Regions from separate parts of the Homo sapiens genome. Here region 2 is linked to region 1. A link is a loop called in an ENCODE intact Hi-C map of the cell type or tissue named here. Cell type or tissue: Caco-2. All regions are shown on one strand. Each heading gives the region's core, and the rest is flanking DNA. Links, peaks and the distances in the headings are about the cores only.

What was found. Peaks named below come from ENCODE experiments on the same cell type or tissue, not always from the same donor. Only the 100,000 strongest peaks of a DNase experiment are listed, where the experiment ranks them.
Region 2: it touches region 1 in a loop (6-fold over the local background); 36 of 110 quality-filtered maps call a loop at or near these places.

Annotation. Positions count from the first base shown.
Region 1 is chr20:54,196,128-54,204,464 of GRCh38, reverse strand. No RefSeq gene overlaps it. Among named protein-coding and RNA genes, the nearest start is that of PFDN4, 7.8 kb to the left of the region's middle. In Caco-2, for the core only: CTCF peaks have their summits at 4,645 (motif pointing right) and 6,292 (motif pointing right); DNase peaks (open chromatin) are centred at 322, 3,264, 4,614 and 6,296; H3K27me3 peaks cover 180 bases.
Region 2 is chr20:53,575,798-53,584,134 of GRCh38, reverse strand. ZNF217 (zinc finger protein 217) reads left to right here. Exons shown (of 6, transcript NM_006526.3): 2 at 967-2,674; 3 at 5,685-5,801; 4 at 6,855-8,337. The coding sequence starts at 1,309. Among named protein-coding and RNA genes, the nearest start is that of ZNF217, 14 kb to the left of the region's middle. RefSeq lists enhancers at 1,877-1,946, 1,977-2,106, 1,504-2,295. In Caco-2, for the core only: CTCF peaks have their summits at 5,182 (motif pointing left) and 5,203 (motif pointing left); DNase peaks (open chromatin) are centred at 4,224, 4,554, 5,174, 6,284 and 2 weaker places.

The DNA of each region.
Region 1 (8,337 bases), core at 284-8,283:
AAGGCAGCAGAGCCCATACCAGGAGGCCTCACCAAGCCGACCTTTGCTTGGTATCAAGCACGACTGGTTGCTCCCTCTCTGGGGACTGTCCTGTAAGAGGCTGTGTTAACCAGAACACAGGAGAGTTCAGCTGGGGAGAACTCTTATTTGCCAGTTCCTGCCTCCCATTCAAAGGCTGGCCCCACGGGGACCTCACTCCCAGACACTTCCAGGTTGCTCATTGAGGCTCCCATAATTTTTCTCACCTCAGCCTTCCACAGGGAAGCCCCCAGGTGGAGGAACAAGGTGTGAGGCTGTAAGCACGAGCCAACTGGACGGAGAGGCAGCCCTGCAAGTCTGCACACCATGGCCGGTGTGGAGCTGGTCACTGTGGGAGCTGCTGGGGTGGAGCAGGTGGCCAATGGCAGGTGAGAACAAAGACAGGTTAAACCAAGAGGCTTTAACATGACACATCCTTAGGTGCTGTCTAACACTGAGGCCCATAAAATCAGCCAAGAAGTTCAGGTTATAACATACTGAAGAGTCAGTGAATTAAATTCTTTTAGGACTTTAAAATTACATTGGACAAACCACAGAATGAGAGAAAATATTTGCAAACTAAATATTTAGTTTAATATTTAATTAAGAAATAAGGCAAGAAAAAAGGGATTAACAGCCAGAGTATATGAGGAGCACAAACAACTCAATAGGAAAAAAACTAATAGTCCAGTTTAAAAATGGGCAAAAGATCTGAATAGACATTCTTCTAAAGCAGGCATACAAATGGCAAATGGAGATATGAAAAGGTGCTCGACATCACTGAACATCAGAGAAATGCAAATCCAAACTCCAATGAGATATCAGCTCATCCCAGCTAAAAATTGCTTTTTCCAAAAGACAGACAATAACAAATGCCAGAGAGGATGTGGAGAAAAGGGAACCCTCATACGCTGTTGGTGGGAATGTAAATTAGTACAACCACTGCAAAGAACAGTAGAGAGCTTCCTCAAAAAACTAAAAATAGAGCTACCACATAATCCAGCAATTGCACTGCTAGGTATATAACCCCCAATAAGGAAATCAGTATATCGAAGAGATGTCTGCATTCCCATGTTTATTGCAGCGCTATTCACAATAGCCAAGATTCAGAAACAACCTAAGTGTCCATCAACAGACGAATGGATAAAGAGTTGGTGGGAGTGTAAATTAGTTCAACCATTATGGAAGAAAGTGTGGTGATTCCTGAAGGATCTAGAACCAGAAATACCATTTGACCCAGCAATCCCATTACTGGGTATATACTCAAAGGATTATAAATCATTCTACTATAAAGACACATGCACAGATATGTTTATTGCAGCACAATTTACAATAGCAAAGACTTGGAACCAACCCAAATGCCCATCAATGATAGACTGGATAAAGAAAATGTGGCACATACACACCATGAAATACTATGCAGCCATAAAAAAGAATGAGATCATGTCCTTTGCAGGGACATGGATTAAACTGGAAGCCATAATTCTCAGCAAAGTAACACAGGAACAGAAAACAAAATGCCACACATTCTCACTCGTAAGTGGGAGTTGAACAATGAGAACACATGGACACAGAGAGGGGAACATCACACACCAGGGCCTGTCAGGGGTAGGGGGCAAGGGGAGGGATAGCATTAGAACAAATACCTAATGCATGCAGGGCTTAAAACCTAGATGAAGGTTGATGGGTGCAGCAAACCACCATGGCACATATACCTATGTAACAAACCTGCACGTTCTGCACATGTATCCCAGAACTTAAAGTAAAATGAAAATACAAAAGAAAATGTGGCACCTATACACAACGGAGTACTATTCAGCCATAAAAAAAAGAAAGAATGAGAGCCTGTCATTTGCTATAACATGGATAAAACTGGAAGACATTATGTTAGGTGAAATAAGCTAGGCACAAAAAGACAGATGTTGCGTGTTCTCACTGATTTGTGGGAGCTAAAAGCCTTAAAACAACTGAACCCATGGAAATGGAGAGTAGGATGGTTACCAGAGGCTGAAAAGGGTACTAGGGGACGGGGAAGTGGGAATGGTTAATGGGTATAAAAATTAGTCATCTAGAATGAATGAGATCTAATATTTGATAGCACAACAGGGTGACTACAGTCAACAATAATTTATTGTACATTTTAAAATAACTAAAAGAGTGTAACCGAGTTGTTTGTAACACAAAGGATAAATGCCTGAGGTGATGGATGCACTATTTACCCTGATGTGATTTTTTTTTTTTTTTTTGAGACAGAGTTTTGCTCTTGTTGCTCAGGCTGGAGTGCAATGGCGTGATCTTGGCTCACCACAACCTCCACCTCCCGGGTTCAAGGGATTCTCCTGCCTCAGCCTCCCGAGTAGTTGAGATTACAGGCTTGCGCCACCACACCCAGTGAATTTTGTATTTTTAGTAGAGGCGGGGTTTTGCCATGTTGGTCAGGCTGGTCTCAAACTCCAACCTCAGCTGATCCATCTGCCTTGGCCTCCCAAAGTGCTGGGATTACAGGTGTGAGCCACGGTACCCGGCCCCTGATGTGATTATTACACATTGTATGCCCATATCAAAATATCTCAGGTACCCCATAAATATTTATGCCTACTGTGTACCCACAACATTAAAAATAAATACATAAATGTAAATAACAATAATAAAATAAAATCAGATTGGTCCAAATGCTAATACATGTGCTGCCAAGAAACCCTGAGAAGCCTGCCTCATGCAGGGCCCACTTATTCATCACCATGCTTCCTTAATGTCCAAGTGCCTGGTTAGCTAGTCACTGAGCTGAGAAATTGCACCAGGAGACAGGGGCTCCAGAGACAGAAGGGCTAGGGGGCACTGTCTCCTCTAACAGGTGATATGGAGGTAGGGGCTGGATCCCTTTGGCTGGGCTCAAAGAAGCCATGGCTCCAATCGGATGCTCTATGAGGCTTTGGCTGCTCCATCATTATCATGAGATGGTGCACGCTTCTCCATGCATTAGTTCCCCACACAGACCATACAAAAGCAGAGAGAAAAGGCACTGGGCAGAGAGTCTGCGGGCACAGGGCAGTGTCATTGAATCTGGACAGAGGACAGTGGCGGCTCCTGGCAGTCTTGGTGCTGACTCAGCTCCCTCTGATGCCCCTATCTTCCCCTTGCTTTAGAGGTTTTCCTTCTCATTCTATTTCTCATCATTCTTGTCCCTCTCCTCTCCCCAGACCTTGCTATCCTTTGAGCTAATCTCTCTCCTAGCAGAAAAACTCGTTCTGCAAGTCCGCATGGTACAGGGACTTTCAAGTCTGCTGAGCATCTTCTCATTTCCTGATGTGGAGCATTTCCGACCTTTGTTTCTGGTCCTTTCTCCAGCTGGGGACTGTCCCTGGCTCTCCGGGGAGAAGCATGGGGTACAAGTGGAAGCATGTGGATCCTGCAGGTCAGGGAGGAGAATCAACAATGACCATTTGGAAAGACTTTCCCTTATGCCAGGTTGAAAACTGGCCTCCCACTGACTGGATCCAGGCTATGTTTTCTTTGACCCATATGGTATTTTTCTTTAGTGGAACCAATATTTGAGATTTTTAGTTTTGCTTGAGCTGGTACAATCAGCATCCTGGTGACATTGCACCTGTGTTTCTGCCTGATGGGCAGCTGCTGGTGCTGCTTTGGCCTGGCACATTCGGCCAGCAGGCTCTCTCCTGGGCCTGGCAGACCCCCCCACTCACAGAGCGCACACAGGTACATGTAGGGCACCTGCCCATCCATGTGCTCACCTGTGAGGCCCTCCAGGTATATGAACTTGTAACTCCCAGCCTTCTGTTTTAACATACCTAAATGAGAGCATTTATGCGTGTGTTTGTTTGAAATTTCTACCATGCTAGGTGCTATTGCAAGCAGAAAAATAAAGCAGACAAGGTGCTTGGCATCATGAAGCTTATGGTTGGCAAACATATGACCAAAGTCACAGCACCAGAAGCTGCAACCCTGGGGCGAGTCCAGGGGAGAAAGAGCTTGAATCTTGCTGGAGTGGTCCCTGAGGACTGTGGAATCAGTGGGATGTTGCTTGGACCAAGAAGGGCAGGTGCTCAGCATTGAGGGCATAACACTGAAAAAACAGACAAAACTCTTTGTCCTCATGTAGCTTACATTCTATTGATAGGAAAAAGATCATAACCAAAACATATAAGTAAATTATACAGTATGTTAGAAAGTTTTATTAGTATAAATGCTATTAATCGCTCCAACAAGAACTCATAAAATTATAATAAAAGACTGTGTGACTACCATCAGGAACACTCCGTGAGGAAGATATAAGGACAGAAATGGTCAGTATATTGACTGGAAAATGAAGAGAAAAAAAAAACCTGTTTGAATTGGTATGTAAGCTACAAAATTGTCCAGACATGTCCCAGTTTAATTTAGATTTTGTCACAAAGCGAGAATGAGGTTATCACATCATTTCCTGGCAGTACGCACCTGGGTGCCCTCCAAAACCTGCAACACCTGCTCCAGGCTCCTGGTTCTAAGATTTAAAAAGGAAACCTTGATCAGATTCCTCTTCCATGCTGGCCATGAGGAGTGAGAGGCAAGAAGGAGCAAATCCCCAGGATCACGCAGCAATTTGGTTTGGCGCCTGCAGAGGGCACCCGAGGAACATGACAGTGTTCCCCAGACTTAAATCATTCAAATCCACCTTCCGAATATTTTGCACTTCTTTTGAATCTTACTGTGCTGGGTAATGTTAAGTACTGTCAGTTTGTATTTAGCTAAACAATTTTGCAAATGGTTTTTCCATAACGCTGTTTGAAATGTTTCATTGTTTTCCCATTGCACTTAAATTTCTTACCAGGGCCTAGCCTCCCTCCCTGACCTTGTTTTGGACCATCTTTCCCCTCACTCACTGTGCTTCACCCTCTTGGGCCTCCATTCTGTGAATGCTACACGCTCCCTCCTGCCTCAGGGCCTTTGCACTTGCTTTTCCTGCTGCCTATGATGCCTTTCTCCTATTGTTCAGCCAGCTGCATTCTACCGTCTGCCTATCCTTAAGACTCAGCGTCTATGTTACTCCCATCAAGGAAGCTGCTATGATTTGAATGTGTCCTCCAGAGTTCGTAGTTGAAATTTAATGGCCAATGTGGTTTTACAATGAGGCGGGGGTCTTTAAGTCTGAGGACAGAGCCCTCAAGAATGGGATTGGGTCTCTTATAGAAGGGCTTGAGGGAACGAGTTTGTGTTGGTCCATTCTCCCACTGCTATAAAGAACTGCCCAACACTGGGTAATTTAGAAAGGAAAGAGGTTTAATTGACTCGCAGTTCCACATGGCTGGGGAGGCCTCAGGAACCTTACAATCATGGCGGGAGGTGAAGGGAAAGCAAGGCACCTTCTTAACAGGGCGGCAAGATCAAGAATAAATGCAGGAAGAACTACCAAACACAAAACCATCAGACCTCGTGAGAACTCACTCACTATCACGAAAACAGAGTAGGCGAAACCGCCCCCTTGATTCAATTATCTCCACCTGGTCTTTCCCTTGACACATGGAGATTATGGGGATTACAATTCAAGATGAGATTTTGGGTGAGGACACAGCCAAACCATATCAAGGTTCATTCTCTTCTGTTCTTCTACCATGTAAGGACATAGCATTCTGCCCTGCAGAGGACACAGCAACAAGTTGGCATCTTAGAAGGAGAGACTGGACCTCTCACCAGCCATTAAACCTACAGGTGCCTTGATCTTGGATTTTCCAGCCTCCAGAACTGTCAGGAATAAATCTCTATTGTTTATAAATTACCTAGACTCAGGACTTTAGTTGTAGCAGCATAGACTGACTAAGACACAAGCTTTCCTCAAACGCACCCATCTCCCAGACAAGAGCAGCATCCGCTGCCCCCTAAAGCAGCTTTCTACGCCTCCCTGGTATATTCCCTTTTGAATTCTGTGTCCCTGTTAAACTGAGAGCACCAAAGGAAACAGATCATGCCTGTTTTCTTCATCTCTGTTGTTGCGGCACCAACAGGAAAGTAGGTGCTTAACAAATGTTAACTAATGAATAAATCAATGCATGAATAAATAAGTGATAATGTATTTAGAGATTAATACAGTAATATATAATACAGCGTAAGCTGTTGAGGAATTCACTCCACTACAATGTACAAGAGTCCATAACTTATTGCATTCTTTTTGTTTTGTTTTGTTTTGTTTTTTGGCTAGGCCTAGTACTTACGCAAATTGTGATCATGTGGACTCATTGTTCGAGCAACACTCCTTTCTTCAGCAGATGGCACTGTGACCCCAAAATCTGGCATGTTATTTTTCTCTCTGCAACTCCTGAAGAATTGTCTACACGCTGCAAAGCAAGATGACACAAACCCAGGAAACCACTGCCTTTGGGCCAAAGTAGAATCATCTTTTGCTAGTTTGAATTCTTAACCGAATTTTTACCTGGCTAAAAGTACAGCATTTTTAAAAGCCCTTCAACGTATACAATGTTTTTAGACCTTTATAAAACAGACCATTAGTTAACCAACCCTATAAAGGAGGTAGTATTATCATTATTACACACAGATGGTATAACTGAGGCAAGAGTACGGGACATAATGTGCTCGAGGACACAGAGCTAGAAACAGTAGAGCTAGAGTTGAAACTGGCACCTCTTGCATTCCATGCTCTTAACCTTACATTACATTGCAACGGAAATGGAAAGAAAGGGAAGGGTGGGACAGAGATTGCAATGGAGGAATGAACATAACTTGGGAACTCCTAAGTTATGAGTTATTCGCAAGGTACAGAGAATAAAAAATAACACAAGAATTTTACTTCTTGTGAAAAGAACAAATTACAGAAGCTATTTTTGACAATAGTGAGTTTTTTTAGCTTATCCTTAAAGTAAACAAAAGTTTAGAGTTAATCATAACATATGTATACTATTATTTTTTAAGTTGTTCCTGCATCCAATGGTGACATAAACACATTGGCTCCAATAACAGAATGAGATTTCATTTCCAGGTAAAGATGCTACCTCGAGGCAAATTGAATGCTCAAATCTTTCTACAGGTAAAATCTTGTTTTAATAAAAGGCACTTCCACGTTTGTGTTTACACAATGAGCCTCTTCCCATATTCGGTCAGGTGTTATCTGAGCATACTGAAGGAGAGCTGAGGTCCTGGCTACGATGGATTCCATTTGACCTAATAAATGTTGAATTGCCAATGTAATCAGTGATTCTTGTAGCAGTGTAGGACATGGATCCTAGGAGAAGATTTCAGTACTTTGCGAGCTACCACTTGCTAAGCTCCGGAAAAGCTGTCTGCGAAGACATGAGGAGGAGGGGCAGTCCCTAAATTGTCAATGGCCTTAAAAAGAGGCTGTATTTCTCTTAAGCATTTAATATATACTTTGGGTTCTTAAATTAATTTTGCAAATTAATTCAGTTCAAACTATAGGTATAATTTTCATTTTGTAGGTGGTGAAAGGAGGCTCAGGACAATTGGGTAATGCCTCTAAGTTTCTATACCTTATATAACTGTTATCTGATAAAATAAGGATACAAATCGTAGTTATTCTCATCTACACTGTATTTTCCCATACCCATAAAAATTAAATATTATACTTCTCAAAAAGAATCCTGCCTCACTTCCTTTAGAACTAACTTTGTTCAAACAAATTTTAGTACCACCCAAGTAATTATGCTATCTAGTTATGTTTGTGAAACAAGTCTACATGTATTTTTTGCATAATTTGACAAGATATATAGGACAACATAGCAATGAAAACTTTTCTCCTTTTTATTTTAAGATCCCACTCCCCAAAGGGGGGGAACTGTATTAAAAGCACTTGAATAATGCATACATAGGGAATTAATCTATATAATGCATTATTTTAATAGGTTTATATCCAACTGTAACTCATCATTACAGACTTTATTTTGTAATAATCTCTTTGCTGATGGGGAATGGGAAGCAAAATTGTATTTATCAGACTCCACATTTGATTGGCTGCCCAAGAAGAATTAGTTCTCCTGAACATGTGGTGCTTGCCTCCCGACACCCATTTCGTGCTCTTCTGGCAATAGCCCTGATTTCAATGTGAGGACCCTCCCCTTCCTCCCTATCAGTCCATGTGATCTGGGTGGACTGTCATACCACCTTAGTGGTGGAGCCTGAGAACAGCCGTCAGCCATTCAGCAACTCATGGTCACATGACTGTTCAGGAATAAGCACAGAACCAAACTGAGGCCAATCAGAGCCTCAACTTCTGATTCCAATGGGAGCCAGAAGCCCTCTCTTCCTATTTGCTGTGAAGCTGTAGAAATGGCAGTTCTGGCATAGTGGCTGGTA
Region 2 (8,337 bases), core at 245-8,244, 620 kb after region 1:
TCTCCAGGAGTGAAAATTAGCTTCTAAACCAGAAGCAGCAGAGCTAAATAAAGTAATTTTCCACCTGGCCAGTGCATGATGTGAAAGGTAGATTAAAAAAATGAGAGGGCCCATTTTCTGATGAAAGACTAAGCCATGTTGAAACAGCCCTGTTGAGGATTTTATTTTAAATCTATACATTCACAAAGGAGCTTTGTGTATGTCTTTCCCTATTTGTTGTTTGGACTAGGAAGCCCCACCCAGTGCTTGTTGAAGGCAGAAAGTCGTTGAAAGCAAGCTGGGATTTGAACAGTGGATTGAGGTTTCGAATATCCAGTGAACCAAAATATATCAGGGTTCCCCTGGCCAAGATGAGTGACCATTCTGAGGTGTTAAGTATTTCTTGAATGGGGATTTTAGGAAAAGTTTCTGTATTTCTGTGCTCATTTTGTTGACCTCTGTATGTGCAAAATCTCTAAGGGGGTGTTTGGGCACTTAGATTTCTTGGATGCAGATTTGTTTGTATATGAAACAAATTTTAAATTGTTTTGTATACACTGGATTTAAAATAGTTTACTAAAGTGTTTTAATTTTTTCATCTTAATTTTCACAGTTCTTATAGTCTTTAGATTTAGGGAGGCTGTTGATGGCATCCACATGTGCATTTTAGTGGCATTTAAAATGTATTCAGCTGAATTTAACAATTTCTGACCTAAAACTTGACATTTTAGATTTAAGTCGGTAAAGCACTGATTTAAACTGGATTTTAACTGGATGAAATTCTGATTTAATAAGTGTACTGACTGGATAAAATGCCAATGATTTAATTAACAAGCACGTTTAACAGGATGCCCTATATATTAGTTAAAAGTGAAGCAATTGAATTAGGTACCTTCTCTGCTGCGTGGAAAAGACCGTATGACTCACCCACACCAGCCTTCTCTTCGCTCTGAGTGTAGCTAACCGTTTCTGTTTTTTTTCCTCTAGGGTTTGGAAATCCCTTGTCTCCAGGTTGCTGGGATTGACTTCTTGCTCAATTGAAACACTCATTCAATGGAGACAAAGAGAACTAATGCTTTGTGCTGATTCATATTTGAATCGAGGCATTGGGAACCCTGTATGCCTTGTTTGTGGAAAGAACCAGTGACACCATCACTGAGCTTCCTAAAAGTTCGAAGAAGTTAGAGGACTATACACTTTCTTTTGAACTTTTATAATAAATATTTGCTCTGGTTTTTGGAACCCAGGGCTGTTAGAGGGGTGAGTGACAAGTCTTACAAGTGGCCTTATTCCAACTCCAGAAATTGCCCAACGGAACTTTGAGATTATATGCAATCGAAAGTGACAGGAAACATGCCAACTCAATCCCTCTTAATGTACATGGATGGGCCAGAAGTGATTGGCAGCTCTCTTGGCAGTCCGATGGAGATGGAGGATGCCTTGTCAATGAAAGGGACCGCTGTTGTTCCATTCCGAGCTACACAAGAAAAAAATGTCATCCAAATCGAGGGGTATATGCCCTTGGATTGCATGTTCTGCAGCCAGACCTTCACACATTCAGAAGACCTTAATAAACATGTCTTAATGCAACACCGGCCTACCCTCTGTGAACCAGCAGTTCTTCGGGTTGAAGCAGAGTATCTCAGTCCGCTTGATAAAAGTCAAGTGCGAACAGAACCTCCCAAGGAAAAGAATTGCAAGGAAAATGAATTTAGCTGTGAGGTATGTGGGCAGACATTTAGAGTCGCTTTTGATGTTGAGATCCACATGAGAACACACAAAGATTCTTTCACTTACGGGTGTAACATGTGCGGAAGAAGATTCAAGGAGCCTTGGTTTCTTAAAAATCACATGCGGACACATAATGGCAAATCGGGGGCCAGAAGCAAACTGCAGCAAGGCTTGGAGAGTAGTCCAGCAACGATCAACGAGGTCGTCCAGGTGCACGCGGCCGAGAGCATCTCCTCTCCTTACAAAATCTGCATGGTTTGTGGCTTCCTATTTCCAAATAAAGAAAGTCTAATTGAGCACCGCAAGGTGCACACCAAAAAAACTGCTTTCGGTACCAGCAGCGCGCAGACAGACTCTCCACAAGGAGGAATGCCGTCCTCGAGGGAGGACTTCCTGCAGTTGTTCAACTTGAGACCAAAATCTCACCCTGAAACGGGGAAGAAGCCTGTCAGATGCATCCCTCAGCTCGATCCGTTCACCACCTTCCAGGCTTGGCAGCTGGCTACCAAAGGAAAAGTTGCCATTTGCCAAGAAGTGAAGGAATCGGGGCAAGAAGGGAGCACCGACAACGACGATTCGAGTTCCGAGAAGGAGCTTGGAGAAACAAATAAGGGCAGTTGTGCAGGCCTCTCGCAAGAGAAAGAGAAGTGCAAACACTCCCACGGCGAAGCGCCCTCCGTGGACGCGGATCCCAAGTTACCCAGTAGCAAGGAGAAGCCCACTCACTGCTCCGAGTGCGGCAAAGCTTTCAGAACCTACCACCAGCTGGTCTTGCACTCCAGGGTCCACAAGAAGGACCGGAGGGCCGGCGCGGAGTCGCCCACCATGTCTGTGGACGGGAGGCAGCCGGGGACGTGTTCTCCTGACCTCGCCGCCCCTCTGGATGAAAATGGAGCCGTGGATCGAGGGGAAGGTGGTTCTGAAGACGGATCTGAGGATGGGCTTCCCGAAGGAATCCATCTGGGTAAGCTGCCCTGTCTCCGTCCCGTGCTGTTCCGCCTGTGTCTGTCTGTCTCCCCGTCTCCCCCTCTCTATTCCCATCTCCAGACAACGCTGGCCAGGAATGGGGTTTGGAGAGCCAGAGTCAAGTCCAGGCTCTTTTTGGTATCACTCTGTGTAAGTCATTTAACCTCTCAGGGCCTTAATTTTCTCATTTCTGTAATAACAGGGTTGAGTTAAGAGGTCTCCTTGTTCTGAAAATATATATATATTTTTTAAACGTGTATCGTTTTGCTCACAAAACACACTTTAAAAAAAAAATAACTTGTGCATCCAGCCCAAATGCACTGCTTCTTAACTGGGGCGATTTTGTTCCCAATCAGTATCTGGCAATGTCTGGAGGCATTTTGGTTGTCATACTGTGTGTGTGGGTGTGCCTGCTGGCATCCAGTGGGCAGAGGCCAGGGACACTGCTCAGCATGGTACAGTGCACAGGACAGCCCCATCATCAAAGAATTATCTGGTCCCAAATGTCAATAGTTTGAGCATTGAGAGACCCTAGCCTTCACTTAAGTTTTTCTGGCGTTCCTGATCTTTTTCTGTAGTGAATTTCTAGTGGCCATAAAAGGTACTGGGAGTGATGATCAACTAGAGCCAGGAATATTATTTGGGCAGCCGTTTGGTGCTGTCCAAAACCTTGTCCTTTCTGTCTGGCAAGCTAGTATCCATTTATAGGTACCTCAGGAACCCAAATGATTTGTCATAAAATACAAGGAATGTGAGCACACTGAAGACATTTTTAAGAAGGCTCATTTGCTCAGCAGAATTTTCAGTGTACTAGTGGCATTTATAGAAAGAGAAGGTGATCACTGAAGGCATGCTCACATAATATTCCTGAGCCCTGGTGGGCGTTATCTAGGGCAAAGGATTCCACCTGTGTTTGGAGTTGCGCCCATCCTCACTGTAGCCAGAGCTTCTCCTATCAGAGTTTAGTATTTTGTTTGAATAGAGGATCTTGCTGCTTAAAACAGTTGAAAAGACCCTGATGGGCAGGCCGTAATTGACAAGCGAATGATGGGAACATGAATCGGTCTTAGGGAAGCATCTGTCAAAGTGGTCCTCGGTTAAAACAAGTGCCTCCTCCTCTCAGTGTCACTTGATTGTGTGCTTGAATTCTTCGGAAAACTGGGTGTATGAGACCCACGATGAATTTGCCCACACGATTGATTGGACTCTTCCTTCACCTGCTCTTCAGCCAGTGCCAGTTCCTTTTCTGATCATGTGATTGACGTGAGAACTGTAGTCTGTATATCAAATCTTTAGAATGTTTTTGAGTTTCCTGGGACACAGGAAACCCAGCACTTAGCATACTACAAATCTAATGTCTTAATGGCATCATAAAAAGAGGCTTTAAACACAGACTCCAGTTAGCTAAGTGGTTTCTGCTAGTGCCGGTACTGTTGCAGGGGCCCTGTGAGATGCCCCAGTTCCCTGAAAGAAATGAAAAGGCCAGTTACCGGTAGGTGGTGTGGAAAACATGGGCTAGATCATCAGGCAGGACAGAATGCCTGGCTGTGGGTGGGAGCACCCCAGCTTGGCGTTGAGTTCTGGTTCTACCACTGCGTTGTTTTGTGACCAATTATGAGTTGCTTAACCTTTCTTTGCTACTATTTCCCTGTTTGCAAAATGGTTCATTGACCCCTGTCTTCCACCTCCCAAGGACAATTTCAACAGCCTATTTGTAAAAAGATCACAGTCCTTTAAAAAATATAACTGTAAAGTCAGAGGTGATGCTTGAAAGAGCAGGAACCAGGTAGATGTGGAAATGTCATGTCCTTTGTTCTAAAGAAAAGGCATTTCATAGCTTTTTGGATATGACGCAACATACCATAAATCCTGACACATAGTTGGGAGTCGGAAATTGCAACAACGCCCAGTTATAAACCCAGCTAGTTTGGGTATGATTGTAAGAAAAAAAAGCTGGCCATTCTGTATTTGGGGAATTGATTTTCCTAAACTTATATTATCTTAGTAGTCTAGATTTATCATATTGTACTATCATCCTGGCTTTTTTAAGACTTAAGAAGATCAAGTAAATTTTTTTTTCTTTCTTTAGACACTATATAGATCATCAAGGGTGTCTGTCTTACAGGTGGATAGTGATATGATCTACAGTGAGGGGACATTTATTTAAAACTTAAACATTCATGTGTTTTGGGGGTGGTATTTTAACGGCAGCACCTCTGATTGTCTTTTGGAGGGCTGGTGTGTGTTTGAAGTTCTGTCCTCCTTCCAGTGGACTCTAACTTCTCCTGATGCACGTGAGACACATTGTCCTATTGTCCTGCAGAAACTAAAGCCAAACACTGTCATTTGGGGACAGGTTTTCATTTGTCAGATCTCTTTCGCCCACATGAGTGTTTGTGGACAATACAGCCTGCTTTCCAAAACTTTGCTAAATTTTGACAGACTTTCCTAGGTGCTTGCCCAATGCCAGACTTTCTTTTCTGTTGAAGATTAAGTTGTGCTTGCTGCCCTCTAGTGGTCAGTTGTTTAATCCTAACCTTAAACGGCTTATTTTTCCCCTGGTGGTTGGGAAGTTGACGGTTTGTAATTGGCTCATTTTTCTAAATTATTCTGAAGAAGATAATTTTTCCCGCCAGTATGTATGTCCACCTTCAGTTTGCCAGATCCTGCCTGCTCAGAGACACTGAGAACCGGAAGCTGCCCGGGCAATTCAGTCTATGAAATGATCTTTCTTGTGATTAAGGCAAACGAAGAACTGAATGTTTAATAGTGTACTCTGCTGTACCCAGAAAAAAACAAAACAAAATCATGTTATAACACTCTAAAACTTCAAACAACCTCCAACAGCATTTGGTGTGTGTCTAGCCGTTTTGTTCTAACCCGATGTTATATAAAAGAATTTTTTCATGCTTTCCAAAAATGTTTATGTCAAGAATATTTAAGTCAGCATGCCTTATTCAGGTACTTCAGCTACCTTCTTATATAAATATTTTTGTTTTTCCTTTAAGATAAAAATGATGATGGAGGAAAAATAAAACATCTTACATCTTCAAGAGAGTGTAGTTATTGTGGAAAGTTTTTCCGTTCAAATTATTACCTCAATATTCATCTCAGAACGCATACAGGTAAAGAACTTTTATTTTTTTAACCATGCATTAGTTAAATTATGTAGTTATCTAATTTTTTTGTTGTTGTTGTTCAGATACTCTGCCAGATCCTTGGACTAGCTTAAGGATAAATATGTAGCATGTTGATTGCAGTGGTTATTTTTATTCTTTTAGTGCCATTGTAACTTGAGCCATTGTTCTTATTTGCAGTTCATTTCTTTTCTTTCTTTTTTGTTTTTTGAGACGGAGTCTTGCTCTGTCACCTCGGCTGGAGTGCAGTGGTGCAATTTCGGCTCACTGCAGCCTCCACCTCCCTGGTTCAAGCAATACTCCTGCCTCAGCCTCCCCAGTAGTTGGGATTACAGGTACCTGCCACCACACCCGGCTAATTTCTGTATTTTTAGTAGAGATGGGGTTTCACCATGCTGGCCAGGCTGGTTTCGAACTCCTGACCTCAAGTGATCCGCTCACCTTGGCCTCCCATAGTGTTGGCCTCCCATAGTGCTGGGATTACAGGCGTGAGCCACCGCGCCCGGACAAAGTTCATTTGTTTAGTTTATGACTGCTATGTCCTGACTCTTATCTTATTAAAAGCTACAGTATTTTAAAATGCTGCATCTTATGTCTTTATGATTGAGAATGAAATGAGAATCTATTTAGTAGTCTTGAGATTGTGAAAGGAGCTATGACATCATGATGTAGGAGGCTGCGTAGATTTGAAATTTCATCTCTTCCACTTACTATCTGTGCACCCTTGGGCAAGTTATTTAACCTTTTTGTGCTTTTAGTTTTCTTTGCTGTAAAAGTAGAATAATACATATTTCCCTAGGGCTGTTAGGAAGATTAAATAAGTTAGAAGTGTTGCTGTTAATTTTTCTATTGAAGATAGGCATTCATAATTTCAAATATTCATTACAGTAAGGATGATAAAGAACTGATGAGAAATCCTATGTGATAGTAGATCGAGAAAGCAAAAGGAGGAAAGAAGCCTGTTTTCTTAATAAATAGATATTTGATCTATTTCAGTGCTTTTCATACACTTCTATAATAAAGTGCCATTTCTTGCCTTAGGTGAAAAACCATACAAATGTGAATTTTGTGAATATGCTGCAGCCCAGAAGACATCTCTGAGGTATCACTTGGAGAGACATCACAAGGAAAAACAAACCGATGTTGCTGCTGAAGTCAAGAACGATGGTAAAAATCAGGACACTGAAGATGCACTATTAACCGCTGACAGTGCGCAAACCAAAAATTTGAAAAGATTTTTTGATGGTGCCAAAGATGTTACAGGCAGTCCACCTGCAAAGCAGCTTAAGGAGATGCCTTCTGTTTTTCAGAATGTTCTGGGCAGCGCTGTCCTCTCACCAGCACACAAAGATACTCAGGATTTCCATAAAAATGCAGCTGATGACAGTGCTGATAAAGTGAATAAAAACCCTACCCCTGCTTACCTGGACCTGTTAAAAAAGAGATCAGCAGTTGAAACTCAGGCAAATAACCTCATCTGTAGAACCAAGGCGGATGTTACTCCTCCTCCGGATGGCAGTACCACCCATAACCTTGAAGTTAGCCCCAAAGAGAAGCAAACGGAGACCGCAGCTGACTGCAGATACAGGCCAAGTGTGGATTGTCACGAAAAACCTTTAAATTTATCCGTGGGGGCTCTTCACAATTGCCCGGCAATTTCTTTGAGTAAAAGTTTGATTCCAAGTATCACCTGTCCATTTTGTACCTTCAAGACATTTTATCCAGAAGTTTTAATGATGCACCAGAGACTGGAGCATAAATACAATCCTGACGTTCATAAAAACTGTCGAAACAAGTCCTTGCTTAGAAGTCGACGTACCGGATGCCCGCCAGCGTTGCTGGGAAAAGATGTGCCTCCCCTCTCTAGTTTCTGTAAACCCAAGCCCAAGTCTGCTTTCCCGGCGCAGTCCAAATCCCTGCCATCTGCGAAGGGGAAGCAGAGCCCTCCTGGGCCAGGCAAGGCCCCTCTGACTTCAGGGATAGACTCTAGCACTTTAGCCCCAAGTAACCTGAAGTCCCACAGACCACAGCAGAATGTGGGGGTCCAAGGGGCCGCCACCAGGCAACAGCAATCTGAGATGTTTCCTAAAACCAGTGTTTCCCCTGCACCGGATAAGACAAAAAGACCCGAGACAAAATTGAAACCTCTTCCAGTAGCTCCTTCTCAGCCCACCCTCGGCAGCAGTAACATCAATGGTTCCATCGACTACCCCGCCAAGAACGACAGCCCGTGGGCACCTCCGGGAAGAGACTATTTCTGTAATCGGAGTGCCAGCAATACTGCAGCAGAATTTGGTGAGCCCCTTCCAAAAAGACTGAAGTCCAGCGTGGTTGCCCTTGACGTTGACCAGCCCGGGGCCAATTACAGAAGAGGCTATGACCTTCCCAAGTACCATATGGTCAGAGGCATCACATCACTGTTACCGCAGGACTGTGTGTATCCGTCGCAGGCGCTGCCTCCCAAACCAAGGTTCCTGAGCTCCAGCGAGGTCGATTCTCCAAATGTGCTGACTGTTCAGAAGCC